Regions from separate parts of the Homo sapiens genome. Here region 1 is linked to region 2. Evidence: chromatin contacts called from ENCODE Hi-C or POLR2A ChIA-PET data. All regions are on one chromosome and are shown on one strand. Each heading gives the region's core, a stretch centred on a gene start or an enhancer-like site at or near the end of the contact. The rest is flanking DNA. Distances are from core to core; before and after follow the strand shown. Region 1 overlaps SLC35F4 (solute carrier family 35 member F4). Region 2 overlaps SLC35F4 (solute carrier family 35 member F4).

Region 1 (3,758 bases), core at 157-2,656, 110 kb before region 2:
AAGGAATGAATCTGTAGAGAAAAAAGAAAAAAATGAACACACCAATGTGCTGTAGTTATTCAGTGAAGTGCAAAATCTTGCAGGAGTTAGTTTTGTTTGAAACAGATTTTACTTCTCAGTACCCACTCTTTCTCAATTTTTACCAACTCAGTCCTTTTGGTGTTGACATTTTGTACTCTGGAGTTTTAAGATGTCATGCTTCATGACTTGTTCTCTGGGAAAGTGTTTCTTCTTGAAATGTCGGGTTGCTCTCATCTTAGGTGGAGTTTGGGGTCAGCCTTTGTTATTATTTTAATTTATAGACTTTTAATAATGAGGGTTGTTTCATTTGTGTTTCACTTAATTCAGCACAAGGTTTTGTAAATAGCCTCAGATTTATTTTAACATGTGAAGAGAGGGAACAAAAAGATTCCTATGGTAAAATTAAACATTTTCTCAAATTGAGGCTGTTGCTTGGTTTCTGTTCTTGTTAACGTGCATTTAAAAAATTATTTTCTGTGAAGCTAGTCTTCATAAAGGTGATTTGTGAATATATGAAAATGCAAGAGATGCACTAAAGTTGCAGTCTCCATGGTATATTTAAATATGCCAACAGCTACCCTAATGAGCAAATTTAGCATTTATCCAAATTGGAAAGCCAACGGGAGATTAGCTATGGCCATGGCTGGAGTCTGTATTCAAATATTCATTTGATATTGGTTGTAACTCCGGTGTATCCTCCTGATGTTGTGGATAGATTTATGCCTGTCAATTGAGGAGAGCATTTCTCACTCTCTGATATGCATCTGAGTCACCCAGGGGAGGTTTTTTGAAGTGAATGTCTCCCAGGCCTTGAGCCCCAGAGATTCTGAGTCAGTCATTCTGGGACAGAGCCCAGTCTTCTGTGTTTTGATTCATCAGAATCACCTGGGGAGCTTTTACAACATACCGATGGCTGGGCTCTATCCCAAAACACTGACTCAGATCCTCTGGGGGTGCAAAGCCTGGGTAATCTGTACTGATTTTCAGAAAAGAATGAAAATACCAAAATTATCTAGCAGAGATGGTCCTTTACAAGCATCATTTAATGTCACAGGATGTGCAGAGCTAGGGATAGGGTTAAGGTAATCTCATTAGGGACCGTGAAAGAATATGAGAATTCTGTCTGTCTTTAGTGAGATTGCCTTGCGATTAGATGATAACAAGGATGATGATGGTGACAATGACAACAACGTGACAGTAAGCTTTATACCAGTCATGCTTTTACTAGCTCTAAATAGAGAACTTTTGTTCTTGTTCTTTATGCATATGTGATTTTAGTTTGCCTAATTAATGTTATTTCAGGGACACCTGCTCTCGTGTTCCTACAATATTTATCATTAAAGAAATGAACAAATTCTCTAGCAATTATGAGGACTTGGAAAGAATAAAAGTACCCTGGGTCGTGTTGGCTAGGCTGACAGAAAATAATACCTGAAATATTTCACCACGTTTTCTCAAGGGCAAATTTACTGTAATGTGAAAAAATTTTTTATCAGTGAGTGTAATTTTACACATGAATTACAGTTCCAGCATTCTATTTTCAATTGCTATGTTTACTGCATCAGAAATGTATAGGGAATTTGTGTTCTCTTTTCCCTCATCTCATTTGTAGAGCCAGAACATGCAAAAATTGGAGTTGGTAAAAGTATTGTGCTAGGAAGATCAGGACTTTAGTTATCATTCTCTGTTTATTGTTTCTAATAAATTGTATTGTATATATTTGAGGTTTACAACACAATGTTATGGGATACATATAGATAGTAAAATAGTCCTGTCATAAAGCAAATTAACATGTCTATCATCTCACATAGTTACTTCTTTTTGTAACAAGAAAAGCTAAAATTTATTTATTAACAAAAATACAATATAATTTTCTTAACTATAGTCCTCATGTCATACATGAGATTCTAGGCTTGTTCATCCTACATATTCTTCTTCTATGTATTAATCTGTGACTTTGGACAAGCTACTTAAAGTCTTAGGGTCTTATTTTCCTCATGTATAAAGTGTTAATAATTTATCTGAAGGCAGGTGACTAGAGCAGTTAAACTCTTGAAGCCCATTCTGCTGCAAGTTCCTGTACTGAGTCTGCGGAAGGCAGAGGTGTGGCTAAGGCAACGTCAAGTGATGTGGGGTGGGCCGGGAGGGAGGGGCTTCAGAGCTCAGGAAGGCTGTATGTGCCTCCTAGCGTCCTTCAACCCTGGCCAACTTCTCCAATCTTGCTCCTGGTTGCTATGGTTTTTCCACATCTTCTGGTTTGTAGATTCATGAATTTATTAAATAATACGTGATAAAGCCTCAGTGGGACTCCTGAGTCATTTGTGAGGGATTAAAGACAATTTTACAGAGTTCTTTGCTGGCTTGGAGAGTTGCAGTGCTCAAAAACATGACTTGTGAAGACACGGATATACACTTATGATTAGGAAGCATTTTAGTAAAACATTCATGACTATTTCCTGCATTTCTATGGAAAAATAAATTCAATCACAGTAGGGTTTTTCACTTCATTGCTTATTAGAATGCATTCTTCTGCCTGGATAATATAAAGATAAAGTTAATGTTTCTTCTGTTTTGCAAAGGTGTTATTGGACCCACAAATATGCTCTGGTCTCTCAAGGAGAAAAAAGCTCCAAGGTTTTCACTCTTTAAATTACTGAAATAAAGGGAAATGATTACATGGTAATATTCCCTCTTGCTGCTTGAGAATTCCACAGAAAACAATAACACAGGATAGATTATTTACTGTGGCAGTTTGTGAAACATAGATTGCTGCTGTACTGCAAATTCTGCTTATCTCTTAAGAGCTGTCTGTACTGGGTGGCTTTAGTTTGTCCCTCCAGATTCACGCTTGGCCCTTCTCCACCCTCCTCTGTCCTGGGAGGCTATGCTGTATGCCTGCGTCTATCACTGTCTTGGTCAGCTTGGGCTGCTATCACAAAATACCAAAGATTCTGTGGCTTAAACATTGACATTTATTTCTCACAGTTCTGGAGGCTGGGAAGTCTAAGATCAAGGTGCCAACAAACTCTGTGTCTAGTGAGGGCCCTCTTTCCGGCTTGCAGAGGCTGCCTTCTCACTATATTCTCACATGGCAGGGAGAGAAAGATATTAGAGATACTGTGGAAGGAGAATGGTAGAACTTGGCATCTGTAAGAAGTCAGGAAAGGAATGGGAGGAATCGAAAATCACCTCCCTGCTCTGCTGGCCTGAGTGATTGGTGCAGAGTAATGGTGTAGAAACAGAAATGGGAACACAGTGAAGAAATCAGAGTTGAGAGAGAAGATGATAAATTCTGACAGAGCATGCATACCATGTCCCACCAGCATTCAAGAGCAGGGATGCATTCTATTTCATTTTTGCACCCCCAGTGCTTCAAATAAGTGCTGGTGTTCTCTATACAAGTGCTGTTGAACTTGCTCCACAGGTAGTCTGTGCAGAAATGGGCACTGTGTTCAGTTAGGGTGAATTTCTGATAAATTGGCTCTGGGTTTTTGATTTTGGGGTCACAGAGAAAGTGTAAAAAGAGTGTGTGATTCTTTGTCTTGCAACACCTCCAGCCATGGTCTGTTTTTGTAACCAGTGACAGCTTCCCTCCTCATAGATAAAGTTGGTATTTTACAGAATATATCAGGCATATACCATTTTCCCATTGAAGGTAGGTGGTCTGAAACTGAGATCTGAGCAGAGCCATCCAGAACCATATTGGCTCATTTAATTATGAGATTTTAAGTTATAGG
Region 2 (3,725 bases), core at 1,162-3,661:
TGAAAAAGATATTCCATGCCAGTGGAAACCAAAAAAGAGCAGGAGTAGTTATACTTATTTAAGACAAAATATATTTCAAGACAAAAACTGTAAGAAGAGACAAAAAAGGTCATGATATAATGTTAAAGGGGTCAACTTAGCAAGGGGAAATAATGCTTATAAATATATATGCACCCAATACTGGAGCACCCAGATAAATTAAGCAAATATTATTAGAGCTGAAGAGAGAGATAAATCCCAATACAATAATATCTGGAGATTTCAACACCTCACCTTCAGCACTGAACAGATCTCCCATACAGAAAATCAACCAAGAAACATTGGACTTAATCTTCACTGTGGAACAAATGGAACTAATAGATATTTACAGAACATTTCATCCAATGGCTGCACAATACATGATTTCCTCCTCAGCACATGGTTCATTCTCAAGGATAGACCACATGTTAGGTCATTAAACAAGTCTTAAAACATTCAGAAAAATGAAATAGTATCAAGCATCTTCTCTGACCACAATGGAATAAAAATAAAAATCAATAACAAGATATTGCAAACTATAAAAACGCATAGAAATTAATGTTCTCCTGAATGACCAGTGGGTAAATGAAGAAATTAAGGAAGAAATTGGAAATTGTGTTGAAACAAATGATAATGGAAACACCACATACCAAAACCTATGGGACACAGTGAAAGCAGTACTAGGAGGAAAGTGTATAGCTATAAGTGCCTATGTTAAAAAAGAAAAAAAAAAAGCTAAAAATAACCTAATGATGCATCTTAACTAGAAAAACAAGAGTAAACTGAACCCAAAATTAGTAGAAGAAATAAAAATCAGAGCAAAAATAAGTGAATTTGAAATGAAGAAAACATAAAAGATCAACAAAACATAAACTGGTTTTTTGAAAAGATAAAATTGACAAAACTTTAGCCAGTCTAACAAAAAATAGAGAATATCCAAATAAAATCAGAGATGAAAAAGGAGACATTACAACTTATATCACAGAAATTCAAAAGATCATTAGTGGCTACTATATACCAATAAATTGGAAAGTCTATGTATTAGGGTTCTCTAGAGGGACATAACTAATAGAATACATATATATATATATGTACATATATACATATATATATGAGCTTATTAAGTATTAACTCACACGATCACAAGGTCCCACAATAGGCCATCTGCAAGCTGAGCAGCAAGGAGAGCCAGTCCAAGTCCCCAAACTGAAGAACTTGGAGTCCGATGTTTGAGGGCAGGAAGCATCCAGCACGGGAGAAAGATGTAGGCTGGGAAGCTAGGCCAGTCTAGCCTTTTTGTGTTTTTCTACCTGCTTTATATTCTAGCTGTGCTGGCAGCTGATTAGATGCTGCCCACCCAAATTAAGGGTGGGCCTGCCTTTCCCAGCCCACTAATTCAAATGCTAACTTCCTTTGGCAACACCATCACAGACACACCCAAGATGAATAATTTGCATCCTTCAGTCCAATCAAGTTGACACTCAGTATTAACCATCACAGGTCCACCCCTTGTCAACTTGAACCCATACACATCTCCTGAGATCATACATAATCATTGAATAAAGACAATAATAAGGTCACAATCACACCTAAAATAATATAGCTATCCTTTGTACAACCATGAACACACTAATCACCAACCCAAATACTATTACATAAAGTTAACAATACTTAAATGCTGATATGAAGTCAATAAATCTTACGTCATGTGATAAAGGAAAAGGAAATAAAATATATTAGTACAAGTGTATATATGCACAAACATGTTTTTAACAAAAGAAGGAGGAAGTATTAATGACAATTGCAGTCCTTGTTTCTGCAGCTGGTCATGTGGTCATAGCTGGTATTGATGACTACCTTCTTCTACTACCCATTCTGTATTCCCTTTGCCTTCATCAAGCACCTCAGCAAGTCTGGTTTTTTTTCTGGTAGAGTGACCCAAACCTTCATTCCTGAAGGGTCTGGGTCATTTGTAGTCCTGCCTGGGTTGGGCTATTATAGTTTCCCATTGACCTTAATCCCAGGGCATGGTAATACTAAGAGATGCCCTAATGGATCTCCTGAATTCCGTGCATACTCTTCCTTGCCTCTGTTGTGGAGTAGTAGACTGATTTAGTCTTGATAGTCTGGGTCAATCACCCCAGCCAACACTGTAACTCCCTTCTTAACCTGTTGACTTAAAGGTAAGAGGATCCCAAAGTATCCAGTTGGCAATCCTAACTTCTAGTTTAATGGAATCATTGTTGTGTCTCCTGGAGGCAGTGTTCCTCCCTCTGGAAGTAAGACATCTAGGCCAGCAAAACTTAATGTTGTGAAAACAGGAAGCAAAAATTTTGCTAGTGAATCACTAGAGGTGATGGTGAGTCATGCCACTTGCACTTCCACCCCTTGATTCCTGAACCTATGAATCCTGGCTATGACAGAAACAGTACCATATATTGGACGCTGATTCAGAGTATACATGGCCTTCTGGAGAACTTTGCCCCAGCCCTGCAAAGTATTGTCACCTAGTTGGCATTGTTAGTGTGACTTCAAAAGATCATTCCACTGTTCTATTAATCCAGCTGCTTCAGGATGATGGGCAACATGATAAGACCAGTGAGTTCCATGAGGATGAGCTGACTGCCACACTTCTTTTGCTGTAAAGTGAGTGCCTGGGCAGAAACAATGCTGTGTGGAATACCATAATGGCAGATAAGGCATTCCATGAGTCTATGGATGGTAGTCTTGGCAGAAGCATTGCATGCAGGATAGGCAAACCCGTATCTGGAGTAAGTGTTTATTCCATTGAGGACAAACCTCTACCCTTTCCATGTTGGAAGATGTCCAGTATAATCAACCTGCCACGAGGTAGCTGTCTGATCACCCCGAGGAATGGTGCCATATCGAGGGCTCAGTGTTGGTCTCTACTGCTGGCAAATTGGGCACTCAGCAGTGACCATAGCCAGGTCAGCCTTGGTGAGTGGAAGTCCATGTTGCTGAGCCCATGTGCAACCTTCATCCCTGCCACCATGGCCACTTTGTTCATGGGCCCATTGGGTGATGAGGGGTGGCTGGGTAAAGAGGCTGACAGGTGTCCACAGAATGGTCATGCTTTCCACTTGATTATTAAAATCCTCCTCTGCTGGGGTCACCCATTGGTGAGCACTCACTTGGGATCCAAGTATCCTCACAGTTTTTTTACCACACCACAAAGAGGTCCATCCACTTATCTCTTCCCCAGATTTCTTTGTCATTGATTTTCCAATCATGCTTCTTCCAAGTCACTGACCATCAAGCCAAACCATTGGCTACAGCCCATGACTTATTATATAATCACATATCTGGCCATTTCTCCTTCCATGAAAAGTGCACAACCAGGTGCACTGCTCAAAGTTCTGCCCACTGGGAAGATTTCCTTTCATCGCTGTCCTTCAGGGATGTCCTAAAAAGGGGCTGTAGTGCTGCAGCTGTCTACTTCCGAGTGGTGCCTGCATATCGTGCAGAACCATCTGTGAACCAAGCCCTAGTCTTCTCTTCCTCTGTCAACTGACCATAGGGAACTCCCCATGAGGCCACTGGTGCAGGCTGGGGGGGAGAATGCAGGATGGCAGGAGTGGAGACCATGGGCATTTGAACTACTTCCTCATGTAACTGACTTACGCCTTCAGGACCTGCTTGAGCCCAATCACGTATATACCACTTCAATTTGATGATGGAATGCTGCT

The links. A loop is a pair of places that touch in the nucleus more often than their neighbours do. ChIA-PET counts read pairs that join two places held with the same protein, here RNA polymerase II (POLR2A). Pooled maps may share reads with other maps.
Region 1: a loop to region 2 is called in a map of mammary epithelial cell, with 2.1 times the contacts of the local background. The contact joins two enhancer-like sites. A Hi-C loop is called at or near these places in 1 of 168 maps with a recorded cell type or tissue (mammary epithelial cell), 1 of 37 single-sample maps with no recorded cell type and 2 of 50 pooled maps. POLR2A ChIA-PET finds 5 or more read pairs at or near these places in 2 of 52 experiments (A673 and MCF 10A).

The regions. Positions count from the first base shown.
Region 1 is chr14:57,830,596-57,834,353 of GRCh38, reverse strand. The region is part of intron 1 of SLC35F4 (solute carrier family 35 member F4); the gene reads left to right. Among named protein-coding and RNA genes, the nearest start is that of SLC35F4, 34 kb to the left of the region's middle. Within about 2 kb of position 1,406, at least 3 of the 41 ENCODE cell types and tissues checked have a DNase peak (open chromatin) inside an H3K27ac peak, as active enhancers do.
Region 2 is chr14:57,724,522-57,728,246 of GRCh38, reverse strand. The region is part of intron 1 of SLC35F4 (solute carrier family 35 member F4); the gene reads left to right. Among named protein-coding and RNA genes, the nearest start is that of SLC35F4, 140 kb to the left of the region's middle. Within about 2 kb of position 2,411, at least 2 of the 41 ENCODE cell types and tissues checked have a DNase peak (open chromatin) inside an H3K27ac peak, as active enhancers do.